2 separate regions of the Homo sapiens genome follow, and region 2 is linked to region 1. The links are chromatin loops, found by intact Hi-C in ENCODE. Cell type or tissue: CD4-positive, alpha-beta T cell. All regions are shown on one strand. Links, peaks and the distances in the headings refer to the core of each region. The heading gives the core; the rest is flanking DNA. Region 1 has its middle 31 kb from the start of USP1. Region 2 overlaps PATJ (PATJ crumbs cell polarity complex component).

What was found. Hi-C counts contacts between places; a loop is a spot of excess contacts. Peaks named below come from ENCODE experiments on the same cell type or tissue, not always from the same donor. Only the 100,000 strongest peaks of a DNase experiment are listed, where the experiment ranks them.
Region 2: it touches region 1 in a loop (19-fold over the local background); 20 of 110 quality-filtered maps call a loop at or near these places.

What each region holds. Positions count from the first base shown.
Region 1 is chr1:62,401,366-62,411,086 of GRCh38, forward strand. No RefSeq gene overlaps it. Among named protein-coding and RNA genes, the nearest start is that of USP1, 31 kb to the right of the region's middle. RefSeq lists an enhancer at 1-257. In CD4-positive, alpha-beta T cell, for the core only: a CTCF peak has its summit at 6,185; a DNase peak (open chromatin) is centred at 6,236.
Region 2 is chr1:62,078,682-62,088,402 of GRCh38, forward strand. It overlaps PATJ (PATJ crumbs cell polarity complex component), which reads left to right. Exons shown (of 44, transcript NM_001350145.3): 32 at 769-886; 33 at 5,834-5,967. It overlaps MIR3116-1 (microRNA 3116-1), which reads left to right and starts at 105; the gene lies at 105-178. It overlaps MIR3116-2 (microRNA 3116-2), which reads right to left and starts at 175; the gene lies at 108-175. In CD4-positive, alpha-beta T cell, for the core only: CTCF peaks have their summits at 4,243 (motif pointing right) and 4,444; a DNase peak (open chromatin) is centred at 4,240.

The DNA.
Region 1 (9,721 bases), core at 1,187-9,186:
GCCATCGCTGTGCAAAGGGGGCAATAGACAAATTGCGGATGAATGGGCATGGCTGTGTTCCAATAAAACTTTATTTTTGGAAAAAGAGGCAGCAGGTGAATTTGGCCTGCAGGTCATAGTCAACCAACCCTTGCTCAACCATATTACTTACCCTTTGCAACATGGAGTTTGCTTTCTTTAAAGGGATGTAGCTGTCATCTATGGAAACACTTGTTAGAATGTTTTGGTATTTTTCCTGACGGAAAATGAATAGAACAGAAACTGGAAGCTCCAGCTGAGTTTGGCTGAAGCCCCAGAGGGCCCATTTTGATGCCATTCCTTAGCAAAAAGCCCAGCCCTGGGTACCACTCTGACAGCAGACACAAGGTGGGTGGGAAGTTTATGATGTGATTATTATACATTGCCTGCCTATATCAAAACATCTCATGTACCCCATAAATACATACTCCTACTATGTACCCACAAAAATTTAAAAAAATTTTAAGAAGAGAGGTGGAATAGGCCGGAGTCAGAGGTGTGCATTTTTGGGGGGAAAGGGGAGGTTTCAAGGTCCACACATAGGCCCTTCTCTTTGGCAAATAACAGATTCTGTGCAGTTATTGTATGTGTTAGTTCGTATATTTCATTGAGCTGTATTTGGAGGAGGGGAGGATAAGAAAATATGTCTCGTTTCTCTCTGTATCTCAGCCCATAACAGTGAGCCCACCACAGTGTAGCACTCAACCAACAAAGGGTCACGCAAATCAGGCCTAGGACTCTAAAGGCTATATCCTCAGGCAACCAGTTTTGGGTGAAAGCTCCTTAGAGCCCTCTGACCTGAGGCCAGGAGTGACTGAGTTTGTGTTGTGTCTGAGATTTAAAAAAATAAAAATAAAAAAAGGCCAGGCGCGGTGGCTCAAGCCTGTAATCCCAGCACTTTGGGAGGCTGAGGCGGGTGGATCACGAGGTCAGGAGATCCAGACCATCCTGGCTAACAAGGTGAAAACCTGTCTATACTAAAAATACAAAAAAAATTAGCCAGGTGCAGTGGCGAGCGCCTGTAGTCCCAGCTACTCGGGAGGCTGAGGCAGGAGAATGGCGTGAACCTGGGAGGCGGAGCTTGCAGTGAGCTGAGGTCGCACCACTGTACTCCAGCCTGGGCGACAGAGCAAGACTCTGTCTCAAAAAAAAAAAGTGGGTCTTAAGTGGTCCCAGCTGTGGGGAGAGGAGGGCGTGAGAGACTGGGAGCCAGGTGGGGCTGGACAACTATTGTTCTACTTGAATTTTTTTTTAGAGATGGGGTCTCACTCTGTTGCTCAGAATGGAGTGCAGTGGCGCAATCATAGCTCACTTCAGGCTCTAACTTCTGGCCTCAAGCAATCCTCCTGCCTCAACTCTGAGTTGCATGGACTGCACATCCTGCTAATTTTTAAATTGCTTATAGAAATGGGGTCCTACTATGTTGCCCAAGCTGGTCTCGAATTCCCAGCCTCAAGCGATCCTCCTTCCTCTGCCTCCCAAAGAGCTGAGATTACAGGAATGAACCACCACCGTGCCTGACTTGTTTTACTTGATGAATGCTTGTTAAGAATAAAACCTGGCCATGCGCGGTGGCTCACACCTGTAATCCTAGCACTTTGGGAGGCCAAGGCGGGCGGATCACCTGAGGTCAGGAGTTCAAGACCAGCCTGGGCAACATAGTGAAACCCTGTCTCTACTAAAATACAAAAATTAGCTGGGCATGATGGCGGGTGCCTGTAATCCCAGCTACTTGGGAGGCTGAGACCAGAGAATCGCTTGAACCCAGGAGATAGTGGTTGCAGTGGGCTGAGATCGTGCCACTGGACTCCAGCCTGGATGGCTGAGCAAAACTCCGTCTCAAAAAAAAAAAACAATAAAATTTGCAAAAAGAAGCTCATAATTCTCATTCCAAGACTGTTTCAAATTCCAAATACATGGATCCGAAAATGTCAAGCTCTCTTAAATTTGGGTACTGTCTGTGAGACCAGTTAGTGAGGTTAGTCTTTCTGTTCCATCTGCCCCTCTCTCTGCCTCCCAGCTTAGCCTTGATTCCATCACATGGGCTGGAGTGGGAGCCTCAGAGGAGGCTGGACTTCCCTGGTGTGCTTGCAGCTAAAGTCATCACTTTGGTGAGCATGTTTCCTGAAGGAAGAATGACATACGAGTTCACCAATGACAATTTCTCTACATGGAGTCCTGTGGGCAGTCAAAAACACAGGCCCACCATGTAACTTCTAAAATAATGAATTGGTAATACTGGATGTCAGTGAAAGCAAACCACCCTGATGAGATGAATGCTGGCAGGCATGGAAAGGTCTAGCCATCCCTTCTCATCAGCGGACGGCTGGTCTCATCAGGACACAGCTCCCCCTCTTCTGGCCCTAAGGGAACCTGATCTCCCAGCAGATGAGGACTGTGAATCCGCTCCTGGATTTGGCAAAATTGAGGAGGTTTCTGTGGTGACCTGGGCAAAAGCCTGATTAGAGTAAGCTTAGGGAAGGATTGGAGGACAGAGAATTGGAGACAGTGAGAACTCACAGCTTTTTCAAGAATGATTAAAGAAATGAGACCAGACTGGGTGCGGTGGCTCACGCCTGTAATCCCAGCACTTTGGGAGGCCAAGGCCGGTGGATCACAAGGTCAGGAGTTCCAGACCAGCCTGGCCAACATGGTGAAACCCCGTCTCTACTAAAAATACAAAAATTAGCTGGGCATGGTGGCACACACCTGTAATCCCAGCTACTGGGAAGGCTGAGGCAGGAGAATCACTTGAACCCGGGAGGCAGAGGTTGCAGTGAGCTGAGATTACGCCACTGCACAACAGAGTGAGACTGTTTCAAAAAGAAAAGAAAAGAAAAGAAAAGAAAAGAAAAGAAATGAGACCATAATTGGCAGGCAGAGGGAGGTGGTGTGGGGGTGCTGGGACCAAATAAGATATAAGATGGAAGGAAAAATGGCACAACTGTATGCTTGGGAAGAGTAGAGAAGGAAGAACTGATGTCAGAAATGGATGGAAGGCCCCAGTGGAGTTGAAAGATGATTGAGCTGGGATACTAGAGAGAGAAAGCTGAAAAGAGACTGTGAGTGGCAAGTGGCAAGTGGGATGTTTGACATTGAGATCATAAAGAGCACAGAGGCCCAGCACGGTGGCTCACGCCTGTGCCATCCCAGCACTTTGGGAGGCCAAGGCAGGAGGATTACATGAGCCCAGGAATTCAAGACCAGCTTGGGCAACATTGTGAGACCCCCATCTCTACAAAATTAAAATTAAAATTAAAATTAAAAAAATAAAGAGCACAGACACTATCTTGAATCCACAGAAAAGTATCCTGCAGAGGGCTGACCTTACTGCCTGTGTGCAGGCTCCTTCTTGAATTATGCTGAGAAGGCTTCTAGTTCAGCGGAGGATCATGAGGATGAGGAGCATGCACTACGGATGACTGAGTAGTGAGGCTGAAATACCTAGGTCCCCAAGGGCTCTGAAACAGAGCCATTCTATTCACCCTGGGCTGCCTCTCACAGGACTTCCACCTGAGAGAAAAAGCTCCTCTCTCCCTTGGGTTCCTGTTATTCTGAGTCTCAGTTCTTTGCAGATGAACCCAATTCTAACTAATAGGAATAGTAATAGAAAAGAAGCCACTGTAACAAAATTGTACCAAATAAAATAGAATTTAGGGCTAAAAGTAATAAATAGAAAGTAGGACAGTATCTGATGATAAAAGGATTGATCAAAAAATCATAAATTTAAATGGACTTATTAATATAGCTTGTTATATGTTAGTAGACTATAAGAAATGATAGTTTAAGTGGACAAAAATAGTATTAAATAAGAAAGAGTGTACATATACAAAAATTACCATGTATTATGTCCTAAAGTTTATTCTTAGTTGCTGAAAAATGAATCTACTCAAGCTAATTTAAGCAGAGAAGAGCTAATAAGATATTAGGTAACTCCCCAGTTCTCCAGGTAGGGCTGACAGCCAGGTTTGTATATCAGGACCCACACATCTAGGAAAAATGCCTACTCACATCATGAGATTGTCCTAGCAGAAACATCACTGCCATCGCCTCCACCACTTGACACTCTGCACCTTTGACAGTAGGAACAAGATCCCAGTCAGTGCTCCCTGCAGGAGGCGGCAGCCTCATTCTGTCTAGTGCAGAATGGCTGCTTGATGGAAGCTAGTTAAGTAAAAGTCTTACCATGCTCAAAAAGCCACCAGCCCAGACAGTTTTTTTTTTGTTTTTTTTTTTGTTGTTGTTGTTTTTGAGATGGAGTCTTGCTCTGTCACCCAGGCTGGAGTGCATTGGTGTAGTCTCGGCTCACTGCAACCTCCGCTTCCTGGGTTCAAGCAATTTTCCTGCCTCAGCCTCCTGAGTAGCTGGGATTACAGGCACCCGCCACCACGCCCGGCTAATTTTTGTATTTTTAGTACTGACAGGGTTTCACCATGTTGGCCAGGCTGGTCTTGAACTCCTGACCTCATGATGCACAGGCCTCGGCCTCCCAAAGTGCTGGGATTACAGGCGTGAGCCACCACTCCCGGCTGCCCAGTTTTATATGCAAGCTCTGTTACACCTTCATAGAAGAAATAAGCCCTTATAGATGTTTTTCATAGAATAGAAAAAGAGGGAAAGCTGTCCAACTCACTTTATGAGACTAGTATAATGTTGATACTCCCCAAAATAAGAAGAGTACAAGAAAATACAATTGTAAGCCATGCTCTCTTATGAATGTAGATGCAAACCTTTTTTAAAAAAGTTAACAAATCAGAAAACCAAATGCCACATGTCCTCATAAGTGGGGGCTAAACATTGAGCACACATGGACATAAACATGGGAACAGACACTGCGGACTGCTCAAGTAGGGAAGGAGGGAGAGGGGCATGGGTTGAAAAACCACCTATTGGGTACTGTGCTGACTACCTGGGTGCAATATCCCCAAGTCACAAGCCTGCATCTGTACCTGCTATATCTAAAATAAAAGTCGAAATTTTTTTTAAGTCACAAATCAAATTTAGTACCATATTAGGAAAAAAACAAAAACAAAAAAACAACCTTCCTGGCCAAGTAGGGCCCTTGGGAACACCAGATAGAAAGAGGTAATGCAGCCTATGGTTAAGAGACAGGTCTGGAGCCAGTGTATTTGCCGCTGTCTAGCTGTATGGCCTGGGGCAATTTACCTAACCTCTCTGCACCTAGGTTTTCTCACCTGTAAAATGAATGTAACAATAGTTCTTACCTGATAGGATAGTTGTGTGAACTAAATGAGTAAATTAAGTCAAGAACATAGAAGAGAGACTTAATTAGTTGTCATTACCTCACCAAATGCAGTGGAGATAGAGGCCAATAAACAAGGATGCAACACAAGACTGACAGCAGCTGATGCTGGCCAAGGATGACAACAAACCAGAAACCTCCTCCTTCCCTTCATGCCACATGAGTCTATCAGAGCCCGGATGCTACCTTGGGGACCAACATGGAGCAGGATGGGTAGAAGCTGGAATTAACTGAGCATTGGCTGTGATTGAGATTTTCTGCTACGTTGTTCCTCTACTGAGAATCCCTACTGATTCTGAAATCTGATCTACGTCTGGAATCTCCTCCTGATCTGTGGGGTATTGCTATCAGATGCAAGAAGACTAGCTAAGGCCAGGCGCAGTGGCTCAAACCTGTAATCCCAGCACTTTGAGAGGCCGAGGCGGGTGGATCGCCTGAGGTCAGGAGTTCGAGATCAGCCTGGCCAACATGGTGAAACCCTGTCTCTACTAAAAATACAAAAATTAGCCAGGTGTGGTGGTGGGGAAACTGTTTTTAATAGAGTAATGGAGGTGAAAACCACGCTGAAGAGTAAATATTAACGAGGGGCTTGGTATCCCTTGTTTTATATAACTGTAGGTCTATCTAATTCCAAAGCCCATACTGCTCACTTTTCAACATCCTGCTAAATTGTCACTCTTCCCTCCTGCTTTTCTTTAACCAGTATATTGATTAAACCACACAAGCAAAGAAACGTGCCCAACTGCCTAGAGTACTAGCTAACAGAGTCTGGATAAATTACTAGCAATACTTATTGTTTAATACAATTCTGTTTTTTGTCCTTATAACAATTACACATTCTGACCTCCACATACATAATGAATGTGGAGAACCATCTTTTGGCCTCCCCAGGCCACTATCTTTTGGAAAACCAGCAAATTTAAAGACCAACCAACACTATGATGTGAGCGCCACCTACTGTTAAGAAACTTAAAAGCACATCTCAGATAGTCCTCATATCTTGAATTGGTTCAAAGTATTAAAGCACATGTTCCAGAGATACTTCAGTTGGATAAATCGTAGGTGATACTTACTTTCAGTTAACTAGTTAAAAGGTTAAAACTTTAAAGGTTCCCTTTAATTTTTTTTTTGAGACAGTCTCGCTCCATCCCCCAAGCTAGAGTGCAGTGGTGCGATCTCGGCTCACTGCAACCTCTGCCTCCCAGGTTCAAGCGATTCTCGTGCCTCAGCCTCCCCAGTAGCTGGGATTACAGGCGCCTGCCACCAGGCCTGAGTAATTTTTTGTATTTTTAATAGAAACAGGGTTTCGCCACGTTGGCCAGGATGATCTCGAACTCCTGACCTCAGGTGATCTGCCCGCCTTGGCCTCACAAAGTGCTGGAATTATAGGAGTGAGCCACCGTGCCGGCCAAGTTCCCTTTAATTTTTTTCTCTTTAACCTTTAGTTAATTAGTAAACTGGTCAATTATTTGTGCATGTTCTCTCTTTTAACTACAAAATTCTGTCTTTTAACTACTTAAGAAGTTTTAAGTTTTACAATTTAAGTTGTTTTATATGTAATGTTGAATGTTTTAAATAGTGGACATTTCTAAGACCTACTTGGTGGGCTTGCATTTGAAAACTTCAACCTGGCTGGGTACAGTGGCTTACACTTGTAATCCCAGCACTTTGGGAAGCCGAGGTGGGCAGATCACCTGAGGTCAGGAGTTCAAGACCAGCCTGGCCAACATGGCAAACCCCATCTCTACTAAAAATATAAAAATTAGCTGTGCATAGTTGCACATGCCTGTAATCCCAGCTGCTCCGGAGGCTGAGGCAGGAGAATCACTTGAACCCTGGAGGCAGAGGATGCAGTGAGCTAAGATCACGCCATTGCACTCCAGCCAGGCCCTAGATACTAGAAATCTAGGGTTTTAAAAAATTATCTCAATGTAGAGCAAACAATATAAAAATATAACAAAAGGCTAAGTGGTATAATGGAAGTCTCTGTGAAGAAAAATCAGAAAAGTTTGCTGTGGGCTTTTCTACAGAGGCAACTTTTGAACTACAGAATGTCAGAACAGGTAAGAATTTATTCATTTGTCCATTTATTTATTAAGTACCTACTATATTCACAAAGACAAATAATGCAGGATTCACTTTCTAAAAGAAGCCACAGCCTAACAGAGGAGGTAGATATATAAACAAATTATTTATTCCTCCCCATCCCTTTGTATAAAATCAGAATAAAATATGTTAATTAGGAATGGAAATATAAACATCAAGAGACTCAGATACGTACACAAAGGAGTCAACACTTGGTATAAAGTACTATAACAGGAGTAAGTCCTATGTGAAATGGTAACATAAAGATGACTTGATTAACCTCATTACTTGGTGAGTCCTACAGAAATATGAGTTCCTAAAGGGTGAAATTTGATCCTATTAATTTTGTAACTCCTGGACCAGCACTGGGGCTGGAACACAGTGGCCAGTCAAAGCTGGCTGAATTGTGCGCAGAGGAGGGAAAGGACGGACAAAGAAGGCTCATCAAGAAGATGATCAGCTAGGCGCAGTGTCTCACGCCTGTAATCCCAGCACTTTGGGAGGCCAAGGCAGGTGGATTGCATGAGCTTAGGAGTTCAAGACCAACCTGGCCATCATGGTGAAACCCTGTCTCTACTAAAAGTACAAAAAAATAGCCAGGTGTGGTAGTGCACGCCTGTGGTCTCAGTTACTCAGGAGGCGGAGGTGGGAGGATCCCTTGAGCCCCGGAAGTTGAGGCTTCTGTGAGCCGTGATTGCACCACTACACTCCAGCCTGGGCAACAAAGCCAAACCCTGTCTCAAATTCAACAACAACAACAACAACAACAAAACTAGGAATTTAAGTTAAGGAGTTTTCAAGGTTAACAAAAGGAGATGGGGGTGAGAAAAAAAGAGTACTCTGAGTAAAGGAATCAATATGGAAAAAAAAAACAGATTTGTTGAACAACATAGCTCACTGGGGAAAACGCAAATAACTCAGTATATTTGGAGTATAGGGTGGGAAGAGGGAAGTGACTAGATTGGAGAAATAGGGGCAAACTTACACCATGGAGGGGTTTGCATGCCGAACACGGGAGATAGGACATTAACTATACATAGATGGATGTCTTAGAAAGACAGCCCTCCTGGCAATGGAAAGGATGGATCAGAGTGAGAAAGAGACTAAATAGGAGGAACTTGACAGGAAGGTGTGAAAGTAGAGAGTGGAGACAAACTAAGGCCACAGAGAGAAAGGGACAGATTCAAAAGTTTTTTGTGATGTCCATTTTGTTGCTATGAAAGACTAGAGATCCTTAAATTCTTCTGCTGTATATCATCTAAAAATACTCAACAAAATACTAACACACACACACACACACACACACACACACACACACACACACACAGGCTCTGTCTGACTCTTAGATGATTAGAAGGAAAGGGAAACCTGAAGAAGTCCGGGATGAAATGGGAACATAAAAGCAGGGAGGGGAGTATGAATGAGGAAATTAACCCAAGAAGTTGATGGTGACACCATCAGATAACCTAGAAGCATACATGGACCAATGGCAGGTGCATCACTGCACAGAGGAACCTGGGAATAAAGCCTTGGGCCCACCCAGGGCAGAGAGCCAGCAGAGACCACCACAGGTAAAGCTAGGACTCAGGAACAGGAAAATACTGTTCCTGGGAACCTGGGGAAAATAATCTTCCCCACAAATGTAGAGAACAGGGAAAATGGTTTGTTTTGCCCTTGGCTTGAAGAGAAAGTTTTAAAAGTTCCCTGAGAATTTTAGTGATTGACCAACTCTCACACAGGTTTTGGGCCTGAATCTACATGAGTGTCTTAAAAACTGCAATATACCTCGCCGTGATACACACACATCATAAATCACTATTTAAAATGGACCAGGTCTGGAGTGCCTCAAGGCATAAGTGAGAAATTGAAGAAATCCTCCTTGGGAAAAATATGGGATTTTTTTTTCTATGGCTGCTATAAAAAAATGCCAAAAATATAGTGACTTAAAACAACACACATTTATTACCTTACAGTTCCACGGGTCAGAAGTCCAATGTGAACCTCAATAGGCTAAGATGAAAGTGTAAGCAAGGGGCACAGTGGTGCACACCTGTCATCCTAGCTACTCAGGAGGCTGAGGTGGGAGGATCACTGGAGCCAGGGAGTTTGAAACCAGGCCAGGCAACATAGCAACCAGCAGGGCTGCATTCCTCTATGGAGGGTCTAAGGGAGAACCCATCTTGTCGGTAGAGGCTGACCACATTTCCTGGCTCACAGCCCCCTTTCTCCATTTTCAAAGACAGCAACTTTACACCTGTCTGACTCTTATTCTCCAGTCACATCACCTTCTCTTGGTATAGCTAGAAAAAAATCCTCCGTTTTTGTAGGCTGATTTGATTATATTGGGTACACCAG
Region 2 (9,721 bases), core at 965-8,964, 320 kb before region 1:
TGTACCTTCACTGAATTGCAAGTTCACTTTCTACCCTGAGTTACTCATGTCTTCAGTTTTGCTTTTCTTTGTTCTTTCTTTCTTGTTCATTCATTCATCAAGCACTTTATTGAGTCCCTACTATGTTCCAGGCACTGGGTATCGTAGGTGCCTGGAACATAGTAGGGACTCAATAAAGGAGCTATGCTTCCTTTATGTGAATTAAATGTCACTGATGTAGCTGGCATTTAGTAGGCTTTCAGTAGGTGTTGGTTTTCTTTGTCTGCCCCTCATTTTGCTTAATTAACCTACCAAATGCATCTTTGACTCTAGTGTGTCCAGAAGAAATGGACAGTGTTGATGCTCTAAACATCCCCAGCGTAGATTGTTTTTCAATGTGCACAACACAGATAAGTCACTTCAAAGTCCATAGATAAAGGGGCTTCTTGCTGATTTCATCAGAATGAGTAGAAATTGCAAGATAATTTTTGTTTTGCCTCCCACCCCCAGCTTCATGTACAGATCACACTGACAGAGTATCTTCAGCTTTTATCTTTCCTCCCTTCCTTGATCTGCCCTTCATCAAAGCATTTTAGTTGTAAAGTTAAATAGGGAAGAATGAGGAACGAGGCATAAATCATCCTAACTTCTTGCCACCCTCCAACCTTATATTCTCAAAAGACATCATTGGACTGCACCATTGTTTTGGTAACAATACACCAGTTTTAAAGTATTTTCTTGTTACCTTTCTCCTTTTTGATATTCATCTAATTTTCCTTTCTTTTGTAGGCTGTCAGCCAGATGAAACAGCAAAAATATCCAACAAAAGTCTCCTTCAGTTCACAAGAGATACCATTAGCACCAGCTTCATCATACCATTCAACAGATGCAGACTTCACAGGCTATGGTATGATTCTTTCTCTCAGCAGATCTGGCTCATTAAGCCTTAGAGAAGGCAAGGGATCATAATGTCCTAAAACGAGAACTGGACCAGGAGGCAGAAGTCTGACTCTGGATACTTCCTCCGCTTCCTTAGCTTTGGGGCTTGGATAGGTCACTTCATTTCCTACATCATTTTTCCTCCTCTCTGCCATCGCCATTGCCTGTTGCTTTTTGAATATAAGAGCACTAGAACAGAACAGGACCTCAGTAGGTCAGGAGTTCAAGACCAGCCTGGCCAACATGGTGAAACCCTGTCTCTACTAAAAATACGAAAAATTAGCCAGGCATGGTGGCGCATGCCTGTAATCCCAGCTACTCGGGAGGCTGAGGCAGGAGAATCGCCTGAACCCAGGAGGCAGAAGTTGCAGTAAGCTGAGATTGCACCACTGCACTCCAGCCTGGGTGACAGAGTGAGACTCTGTCTCAAAAAAAAAAAAAAGGAAAAGAAAAGGACCTCAGTAAATGTTATTTGAATCTGAGGCTTCTGTATTATTCTTCTCTAATCTCTACAAAAGATTATATTTAGGTCTTGAGTAATATCTCTTTAAAAATCCTATCAAACCCAATTTTTAGCCCTGCAAATGTTGCTTTAAGCTGTTTGAAGAATGTTGATTTTCAATGCTTAAAGAAATTGGCATGCACATTCTGTCTTTAAATTCCTGGCTTGAATTATGCTGACTGGGGGTTGAAAATAGAACTTTATAAAGAATAATAGGTATTTCTACTTGCTTTTTTTTCTTTTTTTTTGAGACAGAGTCTCATTCTGTCACCCAGGCTGGAGGGCAGGGGGCTGATCTCAGCTCACTGCAACCTCTGCCTCCTGGGTTCAAGTGATTCTCCTGCCTCGGCCTCCTGAGTAGCTGGGATTACAGGTGCTCACCACCATGCCCGGCTAATTTTTACATTTTTAGTAGAGATGGGGTTTCACCATGTTGGCCAGGCTGGTCTCAAACTCTTGACCTCAAGTGATCTGCCTGCCTCGGCCTCCAAAAGTGCTGGGATTACAGACGTGAGCCACTGTGCCCAGCCCTACTTTGCTTTTGTGCAGTATACATCAGTAAAAAATAAAACTCTTTAAAAGACAGTACTCACCAATGGCAAAGCATAACCCTGCATTAATTTAGCAGTTCTGAAATCTTTGTGGTATTTGCCTTTTATATATTTTTTCATAAATATTAACTTCATAAAGTTCATCAAGCAGGTACTATTTTAAAGCATTGTAGATGTACTAAAACATTTGATGCATGTGGTCAGAAAACTATGGCGCATGGGTCAAATCTGGCCTACCAGCTAGTTGTGTATGGTCTACAAGCTAAAAAAGGTGTTCACTTTTTAAAGGTTGAAAAAACACCTAAGAAAATTTTATTAAAATATTCTATGAAATTCATATTTCAGTGTCCACAAATACAGGTTTATAGACACTCATTTGTTTCTGTATTGTCAGTGGCTTTTTTCACACTATAATGATGGAGTTAAGTAGTCACAACAGAGACAGTCTGGCCTGTAATGCCCTATTAAAATATGTATACTTGGCACTTTACCAACAATGCATGCTGACTATGGAGGTAGACAAGTTGAGTTTTGGTAATATATATCACATATTTATACTTAGATGACAGAAATTCAGCATCCTTCCTGGTTTTCATTCTCATGGTTAAATAATAAATAAACAAATAAATAAATAAATGAAGTTCATCATCCTACAGTTGAATCTATAGAAATTTTATTCATTTACTCATCTACTTACCAAGCATTTATTGAGGACTTGGTATGAGCTGGGTTTGGGGCTGGATTCCATGAGAGAAGTAAATAAAAAGATTGACTCAGGACTGGCTAGGGTGAGGCAAACGTGGAGGAGGGAAAAGAAATGCCATCTCCAGGATGTCTCACCAGGTTTTTTTCTCTCTTCTCACTCAGGAGACTACGCTAGTCATTTACAAAGGCAGTATAAACTTTTTATTTACTTATCTATTTATTTATTTGAGATGGAGTTTTGCTCTTGTTGCCCAGGCTGGAGTGCAATGGTGTGATCTCGGCTCACTGCAACCTCTGCCTCCTGGGTTCAAGTGATTCTCCTGCCTTAGCCTTCCTAGTAGTTGGGATTACAGGCATGTGCCACCATGCCTGGCTAATTTTGTATTTTTAGTAGAGACAGGGTTTCACCATGTTGGTCAGGCTGGTATCAAACTCCTGAACTCAGGTGATCCGCCCACCTCAGCCTCCCAAAGTGCTGAGGTTACAGGCGTGAGCCACCGCACCCGACCTAAAAGCAATAGAAACTTTTTAAAGCACCCATGAAAGTGTGCCACTATCGTACGTCATTTTTATTGTAAATTAATGGGAAATGTGGTATAAAATACATATGCTGCAAAAAGATTTAAAGACAAATTTGGTTTACAATTTAATATTCTGCCTTGCCTGTATCTTACCTAGAGCCTTTCTTTTTGTCTTATTGGCAAGATTTTTCTATAAAGAAGTCGATAGTAAATATTTTAGGCTGTGGTCCACACAGCCTCTGTTGTAGTTTCTCACCCCTGCCATTGTAGTGTGCTAGCCACCATAGGCTGGCCATAGGCTACTTCTAAATATGGCACTTTTTATGGTTGTATCACTGAATTTCTTGCTGTTAACCAGGAGGCCTTTAGATTAATAAATTCCATATGGATGGGAACAAGATATGTGAATACCCACAATGTGCCAGACTCTGGGCCGGGCACCTCACACACACTGTTCATTTAGTTTCTCTAACAGCCTCTTTAATAGTGGTTACATGCATTTTTCTGATGAGAAGTGAGCTCCACTTTCACCCTCCTGTTAAATTCCTGCTTAGGAACTCAACTGTGGCTCTGTGCCACTCCAAAACCTGTGCCTTTTCATCTCAAAGACCATGATTATCACTTAGTTAGAGCAGAACCCCCACAGGCTTACCTAGAGCCTGTTTCTTTTTGTTTTATACCAGAGATTGACAAGCTTTTTCTATAAAGAAGTAGATTGTAAATATTTTAGGCTTATGGGCCACACAACCGCTATTGCAGTTACTCACCCCTGCCATTGTAGTATGCTAGCAGCCATAGGCTAGGCATAAATGAATTAGTGGGTTTGTGTTCCAATACGACTTTATTTATAGACACTGAGATTTAGACTCATATCATTTTCACATGCTTTGAGACATTATTTTTCTTTTGATTTTTTTTCAAGCTTTTGAAAGTGAAAAGCCATTCTTGATCCGCGAGCTATAGTCCGCTGACCCCTGCTTTTACATAGGTTTAATGAGCACTGGGATCTCATCTCAGCTCTGTGCATTAGCTGCAGCTGACCAGCAGATGGAGCCCTCTCTCATCAGCCCTTTCCTGAATTATATCATAATGTAAGAAACAATACTCATGGTGATCAAACTCAGTTATCAGAAAATATGACATTCTCTGGAGACTATGATTTGTATGAGCATCTCTTGAAGCTATTCAACATTTTATATGAGCATCTCTTGAAACTATTCAACATTTTGAATGTTTTGAGGTTTCGTTGTTGTTGTTGCCATTTTGAGACGGAGTTTCACTCTTCTTGGCCAGGCTAGAGTGCAATGGCGCGATCTCAGCTCACTGCAACCTCTGCCTCGGGCTCAAGCGATTCTCCTGCCTTAGTCTCCTGAGTAGCTGGGATTACAGGCATGAACCACGCCCAGCTATTTTTTATATTTTTAGTAGAGACGAGGTTTCACTATGTTGACCAGGCTGGTCTCGAACTCCTGACCTCAGGTGATCCTCCCACCTCAGGTGATCAGCCTCACAAAGTGCTGGGATTACAGGCGTGAACCACCGTGCCCGGCTGAATGTTTTGAGTTTTTAATAGGTTATCTGGAAAATGCATGTGTGTAGATTTTATGCTGGATAAACAGGTGTTAGTAAACATTTTTTCTTAGCCTATAAACATTTTTTCCCTCACTCTTTGGAAAAACCCAACCTAAAACAATTGTTTTTAAAAATAAACCTTTGTAAAAAAGCAATAACTTTTAAATAAACTTTTCCTCTATGAACCCCGCAAGTAATTTTTGAGTCTTGTGTTTATAATATATTTTGCTTTACTATATATGTAATATATTTGGGGATAAATTTTAGGTAATTGTTATTTTCAGGTATTTCATACTTTATTGATTAAATTCTTTATACATCTTAATAATTTAATTCATCTGATATGCTCTAATTGAAAGTATTTAGGCATTGTTTCTTAATTAGTATCCTATAGCTCAGAATCTCCTGTTATACCAGCCTTTATTCTCATTGTAACATAGGCCTTCATATACCTAATCATTTAATCATTGTAATTTTTCCATACAGATTTTCATGATGTATTTTAAGATTTTAAAACTTTTAGCCAGGTGCAGTGGCTCACACCTATAGTCCTAGCACTTTGGGAGGCCAAGGCGGGCGGATCACCTGAGGCCAGGAGTCCGAGACCAGCCTGGCCAGCATGGCAAAACCTCGTCTCTACTAAAAATAAAAAAATTAGCCAGGCATGGTGGTGGGTGCCTGTAATCCCAGCTACTTGGGAAGCTGAGGCAGGAGAATTGCTTGAACCCAGGAGGTGGAGGTTGCAGTGAGCTGAGATCGTACCATTGCATTCCAGCCTGGGCGACAGAGTAAGACTCTGTCTCAAAAATATAAATAAATAAAATAAGATTTAAAACTTTCAAGTAAAATTGATGGGTTGAGGGGTGGGAGTTATCGTTTTAATCTCAGCAGTGTCATCCCTGGCTGAAGAGGCAGGAATGACCCAGCTTTTTGCTTCATGGTGTTTGGCAGGAAAAGAGTGCAGTGATAAACACATGCAAGCCCCACACTCCCCACGTGATGGAACGTGCAGGCTGAGCTGCAGCTCTTACATGCCAGTCATGCTGTGTTCAATTCTTTTCCAGGTGGTTTCCAGGCTCCTCTGTCAGTGGACCCCGCAACGTGTCCCATTGTCCCTGGACAGGAAATGATTATAGAAATATCCAAGGGACGTTCAGGGCTTGGTCTCAGCATTGTGGGAGGAAAAGACACACCCTTGGTAAGTTTCTAGAAATAAAATGTATCCACTGTCATAGAACTAGTTGTTGAGGTTAATTTTGGCCCTGCGCCACAACTCTGCAAGACTTGCCTTTTTCATAGTATGAGGAGAAAATGTGATTATAAATAGATGTGCATCCATAGTCTAGCTAGTTTTCAAGTTTTTCTCAGTGTTTAATTTTCAACAGTGCTGGGCGCGGTGGCTCACACTTATAATCCCAGCACTTTGGGAGGCCAAGGCAAGCAGATCGCTTAAGCCCAGGAGTTCAAGACCAGCCTGGGCAACGTGGCGAAACCCCATCTCTACAAAAAGTACAAAAATTGTCTGGGTGGGCTGAGCACAGTGGCTCACGCCTGTAATCCCAGCACTTTGGGAGGCTGAGGCAGGCAGATTACTTGAGGTGAGGAGATCAAGACCAGCCTGGCCAACATGGTGAAACCCTATCTCTACTAAAAATACAAAAATTAGCTGGGCATGGTGGTGCACACCTATAGTCCCAGCCACTCAGGAGTCTGAGGCAGGAGAATCACTTGAACCCAGGAGGTAGAGGCTGCAATGAGCTGAGATCGTGCTACTGCACTCTAGCCCCACTCCTTAGGAGGCTGAGGTGGGAGATTCACTTGAGCCCAGGAGGTCGAGGCTGTAGTGAACCGTGATCATGCCACTGCACGCCAGCCTGGGTGACAGAGAGCAAGACCTTGTCTTAAAAAAAAAACAAACAAAAAACTTTCATCAGGATTTTCTCCATCTAGGATGTTGAATATTTTTATAAATACTTATTAGACCAACAGTATCACAGCAGCATTTAGAAGTATTTAAGAGGATGCCTCACACATAGTAAGTGTTCAGTAAGTAGGAACTGTTGTTATTCTCATCATCATTATTTAATGGAATTGTAGATAAAAAGTATACATCAGGCCAGCATGGTAACCGAGGCAGGTGGATAGCTTGAGGCCAGGAGTTTGAGACAGCCTGGGCAACATAGCAAGACCTCATCTCTACAAAGAAAATTTTTTTTAAATTAGCAAGGCATGGTGGCACACACCTGTATTCCCAGCTACTCAAGAGGCTGAGGAAGGAGGATCACTTGAGCCCAGGTGTTTGAGGCTGCAGTGAGCTATGATCATGCCACTATACTCCAGCCTGAGCAACAGAGCAAGGCCCTGTCTCTGTTTAAAAAAAAAAAAAAAAAAAGGTATGCATGAATTATTCCGGCCTAACAATTTAGGGTTCATTTTACACTGACCATTTTCATATCTACTCATAATTTTTTTTAGAAGTCGGTGTAGAATATTAGTGTTTCCTGGGATGATTGACTTTTTATTGTTTTTTATTTTTTTAAATAAATAGAGATGGGGTCTTGCTATGTTGCCCAAGCTGGTTTTGAACTCCTAGGCTCAAGCGATCCTCCTACCTTAGCCTCCCAAAATGCTGCAATTACAGGCATGAGCCACTGTGCCTGGCCAGGATGATTGATTTTTCATTATTCAATACCTTTTGTTTATCACTGCTCAGTAGCGCCATTAAAATGAAAACTTTTCCTGGGTTTTGATTTACTCAAGATGTGATTAATTAATGCATGTGTGTGTGTGTGTATGTGTGTGTGTGTGTTTAATACCTGCATATTATACAAAGTTAAATTGATACAAAAGGAAAATTGTGTGTGTGTGTATGTAATACCTGCATCTTATACAAAGTTAAGTTGCCATAAAAGGAAAAAAGTGAAAAATAAATCTCCCTCCTACCTTTTTGCCCTAGCTCTGCCCTTCACTACCTAAAACCAGGGCGACTCCCTAGAGACAATCACTCTTGTTAATGAATATGTTTTAAATGAATATTTTGGTATTTCTTTTGCCCATTTTATTTAGTAAGCAATAAATTGTACATGCCAGATAAAACAAACATATCAGGGTCTATAAAACTATTTTTTTCCACATTGGGCAGTAATGTAACATTTTTGTGGTAGTACTGTTGGGGGTGGGGAGATCCTAATCTACTTTTGTGTAATAAATATTAGTTCCCTAAAGCACTAGGAAACTCAAGAACAGCATAGGCGATAGAAACCAGGGTCTTGATGATGCAGGAGTTTTCTCTTGACCCCTTCATCAGACTTGCAACAGGGGTACTGTTTACTTGGAGCGCCTCGCTCAGCCTGTTGTAGGATGGAGTTCATGAGAGAGCGAGTGCAGGACCCAGCTGGCTGCTTTGGGTGCCGGCAGGAGCAGGCTCTGTGGGGTCCCCTCGGCCAGACCAGGTAGGGGTGCCTGCGACCCCTGAAGCCCCAGAGAGTGTGTTACAATGCTAACCTCCGTCGTCCGTGGACAGCGGTACGTTATCAGCTCAGTGGGCCCCTTGCCTTGTTGCATGGGGCAGCTGCTCCCCACCAGGGAGGGCAAAGGGCCAGTGTGACAGCCTTTTTTGGGTACCCGCACTCGGTGAGTCCCAAGCTCCTGTCCGGCGTCCGAGAAGAATTAGGTTGCACAGACACTTGAAGGATGGTGGAGAAGAAGAATTTTATTTAGCAACGGAAGTGGCTGTCAGTGGAGAGGGGAGCTGGAGAGGGGACAGCACAGGCAGAGAGTCTTCCCTGAAGTCCAGCTGGCTCTTCTCTAAAGTTAAGCTGTCTCTCCTCCAAAGTCCAGCCATCCCTCTAAAGTCAAGTTGCTTCTCCTCAGTCAAGCTGCTTCTCTCCTCTACCAACTGAGTCTGAGATCTTTGTAGGCATAGGATGGGGGGCGGGGCGGGCCGTAGGTAGTTTTGGGAAAAGCAACATTCGATTGGTAAAAAGACATTATTCAGAAAGAACCAATCAGGAGACAGCAGGCAAACAGGGATAGAAGTTATCACTTTGGACCAAGGGTTTCAGGCTTCTCGGCTCAAAGGTGGGGTTTTGCTGGGGATCTGCCCATGTCTGCCTAGAATTTCTCTGCCTCCTGTCCCTATCATTAATGCCTTTTACATGTTTGCTGGTCATGGTCCTTCCCTTTCCTACCATTGGGCCCCGTCTAGAAAATCCTGGCTTTGAGCCCCACCCTGCTAGTGAACCACCTCACCTGAACCTGAAAGGATTTTATCTCCTTCTGCTTGATAAAAGTACTGTTAACATTTTTCTCTGGAGTTCATGAAAATTTATGTCCTGAATTCTCCTCTTGCCTTTGCAAGCAGGAACTGCTGTGTGGCTTCATACATACAGGAATTTGGTCTGCGCTGTATCTTCTAATCGTATTTTTAATAATTCTTTGTAATTTTTTTTTTTTTTTGAGACGGAGTTTCGCTCTCCTTGCCCAGGCTGAAGTGAAATGGTGCAATCTCGGCTCACCGCAACCTCCGCCTCCCGGGTTCAAGCGATTCTCCTGCCTCAGCCTCCTGAGTAGCTGGGATTACAGGCATGCACCACCATGACTGGCTAATTTTGTATTTTTAGTAGAGACGGGGTTTCTCCATGTTGGTCAGGCTGGTCTTGAACTCCCGACCTCAGGTGATCCGCCTGCCTCAGCCTCCCAAAGTGCTGGGATTACAGGCATAAGCCACCACGCCCAGCCAATTCTTTGTAATTTTATGTCATCTGGTCTCTCAGCAGTTCACAGAAACACTTTGACTAGCGCCAGCCACCCAGCTAGCTCCCACTTTATGTAGAAAGTCTCACATACCACCAACATAGGACCAGACCAGACCATCGTTCCCCAAACCTACATATGCACTCCAGCATCTCGGACTTTGCCCTGCTCCCCTGAATTTGCTCTCTTCTGCCCTC